Linked DNA regions of Homo sapiens: region 1 is linked to region 2. A link is a contact called in ENCODE Hi-C data. All regions are on one chromosome and are shown on one strand. Each heading gives the region's core, a stretch centred on a gene start or an enhancer-like site at or near the end of the contact. The rest is flanking DNA. Distances are from core to core; before and after follow the strand shown. Region 1 has its middle 13 kb from the start of EXOSC9. Region 2 has its middle 36 kb from the start of TNIP3.

Region 1 (6,885 bases), core at 3,814-6,313, 590 kb after region 2:
TCAACTTACCTTATCTCTAGGTAGCTCACTGAATACAGATGGTGTCACCCCAGAACAGCCACTGACATGTCACATATCTGAAGGCATCTTCTTTGTTGCTTATTTCTCGCCCCTCCTTGGAAATGGGCTTGCGTTGTTCCCTTTGCCTTTTTGTTCTACCACCCACCCACAAGCATTCTCTCTTGGCAGCTTGAAAAGCCCTGGCACTCTGAATGTAACTACCAATGGGTGCTCTTCGCCAAGTGGGTTCTGACATCATGTTCTGTTGCCAACAGCCCTGCCTCACTCCAGCTGTTCTGCCTACTTCTTTCCGAGCAGTGTGACACCCACAGAGAAGGGTGGGGTAGAGCTCAGCCTGACAGAGCATCTCTATTTCTGCCCCTGGGCTCTGCTGGAGGCTCTTCAATATTGGACATGCACAACAAAATATGTACACATGACTGTGCACTGAGCACAGGGCTTTTGCAGAGTGTGGGCTAATCAAATGATCAGTTTGCTTTGTGGCTTGGGACAGAATGAAATCTTGTTAACTGGTGTCACAACAAGACAAAATAGACATCAAAGCCTGAGGGGTATGGCCACAGGGTGAAGCTACCTACTCCAGTCCACAGGGTTGCTTTTGCAGAGTTCACCTGGACATGAGCCAGATGCTTGAGCCTCCCCCCTTGTACATGGTGCTAGGCAAACCTTGTATTTCTTCCCAACTTTTAGCTATGAAACATAAAGCATCTCCATAAAATTAAGGGAGAAAAGTCCTACCACTCTAATATCTTCACTGGTTTAAATTTCATGTAATTACTTTGAGTTCTAACTGCTATGAATTTATTTTTACACAATGTTAATCAACCAGCATGTATTTCCTTCAGGGTAAAGCTCAAAGTGTTGCCATCTAAAGCCACTCCATCAACAAATATGCACTGATCACCTTCTCTATGAAAAGCAGAGTTTTAAATTGGCTTCCCAAAGCCTGATTACCAAAACATTGACTAATCTCCTAAAGAAAAATTGAGTGCACTGAGAAGCTTGTGAAATATATTTTGGATGGCTAGATATGTTGTGAGGTTTTTTTGGATTCTGTAAAATTTTCCAATTCTGAACAAATGTCTTTATGCATCTTAAATCACTAGCCTGGCTCAATCGTAGTTGGTTCTTTGCCTCACCTCAGCTGACTTTGGTGTCCTTCACATTATTGCAGATGACTGAAACACCATCTATCCTTCTCGAGGCTTTGAAACTATTTTAAAGAAAAGAAGGTAGTTTCATTGAAATGTTCCACATTTCATTTATATAATGTCAACTAAAGGTTCTGTAGAGTAATTAATCCTGTTTAACAGTTTTCTCTAGCCAGGTGCCATGGCTCACACCTGAGTAATCCCAGCACTTTGGGAGGCCCAGGCAGGAAGATTGCTTGAGCTCAGGAGACCAGCCTGGACAACATAGGAACACCTTGTCTGTACAGAAAATTTTAAAAATTAGTGGGGCATGGTGGTGCACCCCTGTAGTCCAAGCTACTCAAGAGGCTGAAGTGGGAGGATCGCTGGAGCCCAGGAGGTCAAGGCTGCATGCAGTGAGTCGTGATTGCACCACTGCACTCCAGCCTGGGTAGAGTGAGACCCTATCTGGAAAAAAAAAAATTGAAAACAATTTTCCCATAACAAAGATGTATATTTATTTTAAATACAATATTTTCTAATTTAATGATTTAATGTATTTATTTGTTAGTTTCAGAGAACCTGAAGGCTTACACTGGAAGTCTGTTATAATCACGTTGGTCTTACCTATATGCGACATATGACTAGTAGTCTATCTTGTTAGATGTCCTAAACATGCATAGCTTCCCCACTAAAGAAGAGAAAGCATCAAACTAATAAATGCCTGACTTTGGCAAGTTACCTTATTTATCTAAGCATCAGAATCCTCATCTAGTTCTGGTTGTTGGGAAAATTAAATGTATGGGAGTTGCTTTGAACAGTGCCTGGAACATGGAAAGAATGCAAAGGTGGCTATGAAGATTACTCTTGCTAGGCAGTACCATTTAGGCTTGTGGCTCCAGGTAAACATGTTTCCATCTTCATCCTTTTCCCACTCTTCTCTCATTCATTCATTCATTCATTCACTCATTCAATATTTACTAAGCTCCTTCCATATTTGAGGCCCAGGCAGTGTGGATTAAAAAGTGACTACAACAGAACTTAATGGGAGACACAGCCAGGCAAACAGACCACTTTAATCCATGCCATAAATGCAAAGATGGAGGAAGTATCAAATCTTCAGGAGCACAGAGCGGGGGTTTAACCGGGTCTGTGGTTTCAGGAAAGGCTTTTTGCTTTCTCTGAGATGCAACCTGAAGAATGCTTAGGAGTTTGCCAGCATAAAATGTCAGGGAAAGTCTTTCAGGCAGGTAACCCCAACGCAAATGGCTGAAGTTAAGAGAGAACTTGGTACTTCTGAGTAATTTAAAATAATTCAGTAAAGTTTAAGATTAGATGAACAGGAAAGTTTTTAAAGATGGGTCTGAGGAAACAGACAGGAACTAGATGAGAAAAGGCATTGTAAACCATGGCACAGGGTTTGGAATGTATCTTAAAAGCAATGGGAAGCCATGGGAGGGCTATATGTAAAGCAGCATTGTTAGATTTGTGTTTTGTTTTCTTTTTGGGGTATGAAGTCTCACTCTGTTGCCGAGGCTGGAGTGCAGTGGTGCAATCACAGCTCACTGCAGCCTCAGACTCCAGGCTCAAGTGATTCTCCCACCTGTCTCCCCAGTGGATGGGACTGCAGACACAAGCTACCATACCTTGTGTTTTAGAAGCATCATACAAGATGTGGAAAATGAACTGTTCGAGGGCAACACTGGAGGCTAGGCAGTTAAGTCGGAGGCTGATACAATAATTTAGGAAAAAGATGATAGTGACCTGAGTTATGGTAGTGACAATGAAATTGGATAAAACATATGGGTTAAGTGTTTAGTAGGTGGACTCAGCTGGACTTGGTGATTTATGAGAAGGAGTGGGTGTGGTGACGGAGGAATCAAGAATGATACTCTGGTTTACTGGCTACTGGGGTATTGCCATTCACTCAAGGGAACACAAGGAAGAACAAGTTTAGAAGAAAGATAGAGTTCGGCTGTGGACACAGTGAATTTGAAATGTCCCTGGAACATCTGGAGACACTGAGAGCCCAGAGAAGAGGTCTGGGCTGGTACAATAGATTTAGATGTCATCAGCATATTGCTGGTAATTGAAACCATGGAAGTGGAAAACTAAAGAGAGTGTATAAAAGGAGACATTTTCTAGGACAGAATCCCATGAAACACTGGCACTTAAGAGATGAACTGAAAAAGAGGAATCCCCAAAAGGAACTGAAAAGGAATATCCAAAGAGGTAGAAAAAACAGAAGTATAACAAGTCACTGAAGTCAAGAGGAAAAGGTACTTTGAGAAGAACACTAAAGTCAAGAAAAAACAGTATTTCAAGAAGACAGATGATATTAAATGATACAGAAAATTAAGAGACTCAATATTTATTAGTTTTAACAAGGAGATGTAGGTCTATCTAGATTCCACAAACACACACAGAGACACTTACACATACATACACATACTCACACACTTTAAACCCTCAGATAAGAGGCTAATGTTCCCCTAAGAGACAACAAGGTCTGGTCTCGCTTGTTTTTTTCTCCTACCACCTCCATCTTTTGCAGTTTCTTTGTGACTCATCTGTAGCCCTCAGCATACCAAAAGCAAAAAGAGAAAAGAAACAAGGGGTAGGGTACAACTCGAAAGTTCTGTGACCAAAACTGAATCCATCTCAGTAGTACCCTGATTCTAGCTGGGGCTTTTTGTTTTGGGTTTGGGGGGGGGGGGTTGTTTGTTTGTTTGTTTGTTTTGGTTTTTCTTATTATTGTTGTTGGTTTTGATGCAATCATGGCTTCCTGCAGCCTCAAACTCCTGGGCTCAAGGGATCCCCCCCACCTCAGCCTCCAAAATAGGTAGGACCACAGGTGCATGCCACCACACCAGGCCTGTCTTCCTTCCTTCTTTTCTTCCTTCCTTCCTTCCTTCCTTCCCTCCTTTCAGTTTTTTTTTGGTAAAGACAAGGTCTTGCTATGTTGTCCAGGGTGGTCTCCAATTCCTGGGCTCAGGCCATCCTCCCCCGTCAGCCTCCCACAGTGCTGAGATTACATGTGTGAGCCACTGCATCTGGCAAATTCTAGCTGTTGAACTGAAACTTCCCAATAGAAGCAAGTTATCATTATTTTAAAAGTAAACTGCAGAGATAAAATGCTAACTTGACCACTGAAGTCATGAAGTTTAATTCTCATCTCCTAAGAATTCAATTGACTCCTAGAAATTTTAAGAAGGGAGATCATGGACTATACATTTCAACATTTCAGAACTTTTACTACCAACTTTTGACTCAGGCAATACCATCTAGATAAAACAATAACAACAACAAAAGTACACATAGCTCAATTTCTTTGCTATGTTTAAATGATCACAAATTATTTATTAAAGAAAAAATGCAGTAGGAAAAGCTTGCCACAAAGAAAATGACTGACTTATTCTCAAAGTCCAAGTATAACTCTGAGAAATTCAAATGTATGAAAGACATAATTTCAAGGGGTTAGATATATGAACATTTTTACATTTTCATTTTTTAAACTCCTTTAAAACATATGGTTTAGTTAAATAGGATTTATTTGCAGGGCAGAAGAATGTCACATTATATGACTCACATCCTACCTAAATTTTCCTGTTGGAGCTTTTCCTCTGACAGATGAGTAATCTCATTTTATGTTGGATCAGACCCACAATTTGATACGGAGTTATGGCCTGAAATAGGAGCCAGTTGCTAGCTGTAGAATTCAAATGCTCTCCAAGTACAATATAGTTATCTCATTGCTTTAATAAAAAATTAACATTATGTGGGAAATTTCTGATGGTCTTCATCACTAACGAAGTATACCCAATTTTGATCCTGAAGAGAACCAGAAGTTCCCCTAAATTCCAAAAAATGCAAAGAAGGCAAATACTGTACACTAAATAGAATGAAGAGAGATCCTGCATTCAGCAAAACAGCTGATGCCAATCAGATTAAAGACCTGCACAGAGTAACAGAATCAACATGAGACTAAGCTTCTTCATCTCCCTGCCCCATGTCTCCACCATGAACTCTTCAACCAATCAATGATCTCTTCACTTCCGCCCACTCTCAAACCTTTAAAAACCCAAGCCCAAACTCACTAAGGGGATGGATGTGAGGTTTCCTCCTATCTCCTAGTTGGGCCAGCCCAATGATTAAACCTCTTTCTTTGCAAACAAAAACAAAAAATAGTCAAGTGAGGCTGTTAAAGAAAGAAAGAAAGACAGAAAGAAAAAGAATGAAGAGCTTTATACTGATTGCAGACAAAATTCTAAAACAGGTGATCAGATAGTCTGTAATCATTTAGAAATGTAAGAGGTGACGATTAGGCATCAGCATGGGCTCAGCACAATCGAATTTTACTAGAGAATATAATGGTCCTATCAAAATAGGGTTATTTTTGGAAAATAGATTTGCCAAGCTGCTATCATACACACCAGAGAGCCTAAAAAGATGAAAACTTGAGTTATTTAGCCATAACAGAGTATACAAATATTCTATTGGCTATGTTATAATTTACTATGACTTTGCAAAGTCACTCATTCAACATATATTTATTGAGGGCTTGCCTCATGTCTCACACTGTGCTGAGTGCTTATCTATGAGGTAGAAATTGTTATCATCAAGAGGCAGCAGCATGTGACTTAAGCACACAGACTTGGAACCAGATAGCCTGCATTCAGATCCTGACCTTGTCACTTAAATGGCCATGTGACCTTGAGAAAGTAATTTAATCTCTGCCTCATTTTGCTCATCTGTAAAGTGGAGTGTAAGGGAATTGTGAAGATTAAATTAATAAATGCAAACATCTTAGTACAGTGTCTGGCATGTAATAATTGTTCTATGAGCATCAGCTGTAACAATTCCATTTTCAGGAGGTGCTATTGACAATGTTTGTGTTTCTCTCAAAATAATCCCCTAATAATCCCAATGTTTGTGTTTCTCTCAAAATAATCCCCTAATAATCCCCAATATGATGGTATTTGGAGGTGGTGCATTTAGGAAGTAATTAGGTCTTAGGGGTACCCTTCTAAAAAGAGACACAAGAGCGAGGCTGTCTCTTCACCGTCTGAGAATATAGCAAGAAAGTTGCCCTCCGCAAACCAGTGCCTTGATCTTGGACTTTCCAGCTACCACAACTATGAGAAATAAATTTTTGTTGCATAAGCCACCCACTTTGTGGTATTTTATTATATAGCAGCACGAGCTGCTTAAGACAAGAGGTAAGTAAGATCATGTGTCGAAGACATCACAGTTTCCCCAGCAAAGATCTAAGCCCAAGGCTGTCTGATGCCAAAGCCCATGCCCTGAACCACATCAGAAATGGCATTTAAAAAGTGTGACATTTTTGGCTTTCAAAAAAACATTTGACATCCACTTCTTTCTACTTTTACTTTAATAATGTATCCAGATATGCAAAAGACCTAATGTGTCTGGGAAGCTATTTCTGGGTCTATATGCCGAAACTTTCCTAGAGGCCAGGAAAGTTACTTAGAACATTGGGCTTGCAACTTTGAAGGCTATACCTCTCCTATTTTAAAAGGTACATCATGGCCAGGTGCAGTGGCTCTCACCTGTAATCCCAGCACTTTGGGAGGCCAAGGCAGGCAGATCACCTGAGGTCGGGAGTTAGAGACCAGCCTGACCAATATGGAGAAACCCCATCTCTAGTAAAAATACAAAATTAGCTGGGCATGGTGGTGCATGCCTGTAATCCCAGCTATTCGGGAGGCTGAGC
Region 2 (6,814 bases), core at 2,733-5,232:
GGCTCTAAAGAGCTAAAATTCTGGAATTGGTATAGGAAGCAATTTTGTGTGGTTGACTATGTAATAGAAATCATAACAATTAAATGTGAAATTCCCAGTTTGGAAAACCAAAGAATTTGTCACATTTTTTTTAATGGAATTACAAATTACCTGAGATATAAAGTATATACAGCTTTGAAGATGAAAAAAATTAACAATTGCTTAGTAATATACATTAATACCAAAGATAACTATAAATATTTAGCAAAGGCTCAACAAATGCTGAATAAATAAATAAATAGAAAAAGCAAGTACTTTAATCTTCTGTATAAAGGTTTTTATAATAATTGTTATAATAATACAATTTCAACGTAGAAAATTTAAAATAAAATTATGATAGATTTGCTTCTATTTTCTTTCGATTTATATACGTATTTTTAAAATTGAGATTAGAGATACATACTGTTTTATATTTTATTTTTTCTGATTAGTGTTTTATCAGTCATTAAAAAAATGTAAGAAATAAAATTCTCCTTCTTTTACTCAAAGAACCATGGGTAGAATAAGAATTCAGTTTAAAGCATTCAAGAACAAACACAAATAGACTTGACTCAAAGTCTTAATGAACTTAAAAAATACAATGTGTTAAATACATCAAAAATGGGAAAAAATCAACTAGAAAGCAGTGGGCTATTTATCAGTGCAATATAAAAGTTGTACTCATAAATTACAAGCAGATGGCTGCTAAGAGTTAAGAAACTTGTTGTTTAGCTTTACTGTTAAAGACTTTGGATGTTCTTACATGAATGCTCTCTTTAAGAACACCTAAGTCCTGCCGGGCACAGCAGCTCATGCCTATAATCCCAGCGTTTTGGGAAGCTGAAGCGGGTGGATCACCTGACGTCAGGAGTTCGAGACCAGCCTGGCCAACATGGTGAAACACCTTCTCTGCTAAAAATACAAAAATTAGCTGGGCGTGGTGGCGGGTGCCTGTAGTCCCAGCTACTTGGGAGGCTGAGGCAGGGGAATCGCTTGAGCTTGGTGGCGGAGTAGAGATTGCAGTAAGCCGAGATCAGGCCACTGCACTCCAGCCTGGGTGACAGAGCGAGACTCTGTCTCAAAAAAAAAAAAAAAAAAGAACACCTAAGTTCAAGCTAAAATACACATTTGAAGTATTTAAATTTTTTAGATAAAAATGAAGAATCGAAGAGAGTAATGAGAAAGAGATTATCTTTAACATGTAAATCTATTCCAAACCTAGCTGGAAAACTAAACATAAACAAAAAACTGGGAATTACCCAAGAATTCTGAAGCAATTTGGGGGCAAATTTAGAAATCCTCCTCAAAATACATTAGCCACCATGAAAGAGAAATGAAGATTGTTGGTATTATTCTTGTTAATAAGGAGAGCCGTATAAGAAAGTCAAAGTCCTTATCAGTGAGCAATGGAATGTCATGGTATAGATTCACTACTATTCAAGTGTTTTGCGCTATGGAAAGAAAAGTTTCTGTAATGACGAATCTTGCTTGACTGAATAAATACACATGTGAAAGATTCACTGATATTACAGGCAAAGGCAATTTTAAATATTGAGTAACTATGAAAATGTTCATCATGTTTTTAAAAATAGATCCTAGAAAAGAACTAGAGGATGCGGATAATAGATGTGTTTCTGGGTGAGTATAAATATTTGTTCTTTCTTAAGGACCTTGGCTAGGAGAAGTTTCATTCTTGTTTTTTTTTTTTTTAGAAATTACTTGTAAGAGAAAGTAAGCAATGACATTTTTAGGACTTTTCAAACCAAAATGCTAAAGCAAAAGGAATAAGCTACAGAGAAAATGCACAAATTTATAGGAATAGGCTGAAAAGTAGCACATGACCTTCATTGTAAAGAATTGCATTTAGAGAAGAAAATAACCCAAAACATATGGATTTGATATATATAGCATAAACTTTCTGGTGCAAAGAGGTTTACAAGGCATTTAGATTGTTTGCTTATGAAATCATTCTCACAGAGCTACAGTGCAAAATTTCTCAATGACTAGATTTTATCATTCATTTGGCAAATAACAACTGAGCACCTATTATGGGCCAGATGCATTTCTTAGTGGTGAGCATATTATGTCAATGAACAAAACAGAAAAAAATCCCTGTTTTCATGGAGCTTACATTTCAAGGTTTCTGTTAAAAACAAAAACTATAGCATTATTTTGCCTCTAAACAAACTTATAGTGAATTTACCCTCAAGTTCCTTAATAAACATGGCTTGAAAGATCTAGTGAAGGCCAACTCAACTGATCAAGAAGATGGGTTGCCTTAAGGCAAAATTTTTAAAAGTTGGTTTATGTGTCTGGAAAATATAAGTTCAAAGACAGTGTTAACAAAATCATGGAATACGTTATGAGAACAAGCTGTTCTTTCAAAGTAATGATGGCCTGAGCTGTCATAAAATATACATATAGCTCTGAGGTATTTAAAATTTTTAAATAAAAATGAAGAATTAGAGAGGATAATGAGAAAGAGACTGCCTTTAACATGTAAACCTTTAAAAGACATCTTTGAAAAGGGTATAGATCCTCTTTGATGGCCAGAGTCACAAAGTTGTAAACAATTAAGAGGAAGTTTAGTGAAATCCTAAAACCAACCAAACAAACAAAGGGACTTGAGAAAACTCAGATGTGACATGGCAGGTCCAGCTGAAAGCACTGAGCAAGGAGAGAGAGTGGATAGATAATTCAAAACAAAAAACAAAGCAAAACAAAAAACAAAACCAGAAAATTTAGGGAAACCTGGGACACACTCATGGAAATGGTGGCGATACAACTTCAGGGAACCAGGAAGGGATGGATGCTAGAGCTGGGAAACTGTTAGTAAAATACTGATAATATCTACAGCACACTAAGCTTCAAGATATCCTATAAAGCTAGTTGTTACTTAGACAGCAGTTTGCACTTAAAAGAAGTCGGACATGAGGTCTATAAGAAAACAATATTACTATGTTTCTAGCCCAGAAATACTCCTTTCTGGCAGAGGTAGATGGGCAGGAAAAACAAGGTCTTCAAAGGCCCTGGTTATGAGCAGGGATCGATGAATGGGAGGAGGAAGTGACACCTGGGAACCATTGATTAAAGATTTCAACCCATGACAAGCTGAGAGATCTGAGATTAAGCTTATCACTGAATTGATCTTTATCTCCCACATTCCTCTATTCTTCAATGGAATTAAGAATAGTGTGTGCACCAAGCTTCAACAGCCTGAGAAGAATGGCCTGGAGAAGAGAAAGCTGATCATGTAAACACAAATTCACAATGCCCAGAATAGAGGCATCATTCTTTTGGTACCCTCAGATAAGAAAGGAAACCAAGGAAGCCTAATCTTTTCAAGTGGCATCAGAGTAGGTAACTTGTCAGGGTAGGTACCTGAGGACGGTTGTGTAGGTTGCTGTGTAACAGCACATGGCTTAGGAGCGAAGGCTGGGATACAGCCCATTCTCTACTTGCCCAGCCAAGACACCTCGTGTGGGGCTGCATATGCCCAGAAGAAAGGGTGCTTTTTTCTCAATTACACAAAGGCACTACACAAGCTAGCATTGTCCTGGGAACTGCATCCCCTCAAAAACCACGGTCAGAGGCAGAGCCCTTACCTGTCAATATTGAGATGGCATTTGGCATTTCTTTCTTTTGTGTGTTGCAACACTGTGACCACGTTCACTGGGTTCCTTTACTGCCCCCACATGGGCACAGACATGCTAAGGGAGCTTCCTCTTGCCTTGGTTCTCACCCAAATAGGTAACACCAACCACCCCTGAGAATGCTGAACAATGGGTTCACCGAGACAACTGCAGAAGAGTTTCGACAGAGATGCTACAAAATTACAAATTCCCTTTTGCATAATCCACTAAGAAGAGGAATATTTACAGTCCAAGATTTCTCAAAAACTTTATAGTAGGGCCCTCAGTAGACTTTATTTAGACACAATGTCTCAAAACTGTACCTAGTTAGAACTTGTCAGGCTCAGGGGGTTTTCCACACTTCTGAGCAACGTTTTTCATCTTTACGCAGAGCTTTGACAGTTGGCAGCTGTGGGGTCCCTGGCAGTCTCTGGATTCATAGAGACCCCCGAGCACACATACCCTGACCAGTGGGCTCCTGTGGTGCTTTTAGTAACCACCAACAAACTGCTGTCTTTTCCTATGATAGAACAATCTAGTTCAAAGAGAACTGTTGCAAACACTTAATGCCAAAGCTATTGGTTTAATGATCCTGGAGTTACTGCCAGTAATCAGGCACCTTGGCTACCTTTTTTTCAACAGATTCTTTGTTGTTGTTTATTTTTGTTTTAATTTCCTCAGAGAGCTTTTTGTTCCTTTTTATCCAGCAGATTTCTGGAACCCCAGCTCAGCTGGCCATTTCAAGTCCTCTGTTCAGGCTCTGTTAAGAGAACAAACAAAACTGTACTGGAAAATCACTTATCATGGGTAGAAATAAACCCGGAGGGAAGTGTCACAAAGTGAAACTGGCTTTTTGGATCTGCTTGGTGAGAGTGAAAGTAAAGGTCAATTTTTGGTAAGATACTCTGAATATTAGCAAAAGTGGAACTGTGTGCTGGGGAAGAGAGTAGGAGTTGAAGGTCAAGGGGAACTTTGGTGGCTGCAATAACCATGATTAATTTATGAATGGACTCTAAGCTATGTAAATGGATGCTTCTGATGAGTCTGGATGAGTAGGGGGCAGGAAAGAAAGTTTTGAGGTATGAGGAAAGTCCAGAAAACATGCTAATCAAATGTTCCATGAAAGGGGACAACTGAGTGGCCATACTGATGCTTTATTTAGTGCTTGGAAGGACCACAGGAGGGCTTACTGCAGAAACCACAAGGACGTTCTATGCAAGATGGCGTGTGGTCAATGGCTGGCTTCTTACAAAGCAGCAGGGTCCAGAGTGGAACATCTTGTTACTAGGCATTGTTTTGTATCTCATGTGTTTAAAATTAGTTTTTAAGCATTATATTGTATGTCTCAAAATAAAACAAAACTCCCAAAATAAAAGACAATAGGTTTTCTAAGAAGACATAAATATGGTTCTACAGCATGAGTATCATGATTTTTGCCTTAGGCAAACTTAGAGCTAGAATGTTTGTAAGAGTTTTCTAGCTAAGCCTATCTAGCTTCATGCAATACATGTCTGCATGTTGTTCTCCCAGGCTTGTGTCATGATGGGAAGAGCCCTGGACCTGGAATCAGAAGAGTTGTATTCTAGATTAACCAACTAGCTATGATTTGGGCAATTACTTAGCTCATTCATTTGTATATTAATTAATACACACATATTCATTTATTCAACAGTTATATATCAAGAATCTGCTATGTATCAGTACATGAGGATCACATTTTCCTCATATGTAAATTAAGGAAACTGCCTAAACTCCAACATTGAAATCATATAATTTATTTTAAATGTCACATTATTTTGAAGCATTGAGATAAAAATCTAGGTCATCTCACAAACAAATGGAAACATAGCCCATGCTCGTGGATGGGTAGAATCAATATTGTGAAAATGACCATACTGCCAAAAGCAATCTACAAATTCAGTGCAATTCAAATCAAAATACTACCATCATTTTTCACAGAACTAGAAAAAACAATCCTAAAATTCATATGGAACCAAAAAAAGAGCCCACACAGCCAAAGTAAAACTAAACAAAAAGAATGAATCTGGAGGCATCACAATACCCAATTTCAAACTACACTATAAGGCCATAGTGACCTGACAAAGCAGCATGGTACTGGTATAAAAATAGGCACATAGACCAAGGGAACAGAATAGAGAACCCAGCAATAAGGCCAAATATTTAGAGCCAACTGATCTTTGACAATGCAAACAAAAACATAAAGTGGGGAAAGGACTCCCTATTCAACAAATGGTGTTGGAATAATTGGCTAGCCACATGTAGAAGAATGAAACTGGATCCTCATCTCTCACCTTATACAAAAATCAACTCAAGATGGAGCAAAGACTTAAATATAAGACCTGAAACCATAAAAATTCTGGAAGATAACATTGGAAAAACCTTTCTAGACATTGGCAAAACCTTTCTAGACATTGGCTTAGGTAAAGACTTCATAACCAAGAACCCAAAACCAAATGCAACAAAAACAAGATAGATGGGATTTAATTAAACTAAAAAGCTTCTGCACAGCAAAAGAAATAATCAGCAGAGTAAACAGACAACCCAGAGTGGGAGAAAATCTTCACAATCTACACATGAAACACAAGACTAATATCCAGAATCTACAAGGAACTCAAAGAAATCAGCAAGAAAAAACAGATAACCCCATCAAAAAGTGGGCTAACGACATGAATAGATAATTCCCAAAAGAAGATATAAAAATGACCAGCAAACATGAAACAATGCTCAATTCACTAATTATAAGGAAAATGCAAGTCAAAACCAAAATGTAATACCACCTTACTCCTGCAAGAATGGCCATAATCAAAAAAATCAAGAAATAATAGATGTTGGCATGGATGTGGTGAAAAGGGAACACTTTTACACTGCTGTTGGGAATGAAAACTACTACAACCACTATGGAAAACAGTGTGAATATTCCTTAAAGAATTAAAAGTAGATCTACCATTTGATCCAGGAATCCTACTAATGGATATCTACCCAGAGGAAAGGAAGTCATCATATGAAAAAGATACTTGTAGAAGCATGTTTATAGCAGCACAAGTCACAACTGCAAAAATATGAAACCAGCCCAAATGCCCATCAATCAATGAGTGGATAAAGAAAATGTGATATAGATAGATAGATAGATAGATAGATAGATA

Evidence for each region. Hi-C counts contacts between places; a loop is a spot of excess contacts on that map. Pooled maps may share reads with other maps.
Region 1: a pooled map shows a loop between it and region 2 (2.6-fold over the local background). The contact joins two enhancer-like sites. A Hi-C loop is called at or near these places in 2 of 37 single-sample maps with no recorded cell type and 2 of 50 pooled maps.

What each region holds. Positions count from the first base shown.
Region 1 is chr4:121,785,373-121,792,257 of GRCh38, forward strand. No RefSeq gene overlaps it. Among named protein-coding and RNA genes, the nearest start is that of EXOSC9, 13 kb to the right of the region's middle. RefSeq lists an enhancer at 3,541-3,590. Within about 2 kb of position 5,064, at least 2 of the 41 ENCODE cell types and tissues checked have a DNase peak (open chromatin) inside an H3K27ac peak, as active enhancers do.
Region 2 is chr4:121,196,434-121,203,247 of GRCh38, forward strand. It overlaps a transcript of TNIP3 not described here. Among named protein-coding and RNA genes, the nearest start is that of TNIP3, 36 kb to the left of the region's middle. Within about 2 kb of position 3,983, at least 4 of the 41 ENCODE cell types and tissues checked have a DNase peak (open chromatin) inside an H3K27ac peak, as active enhancers do.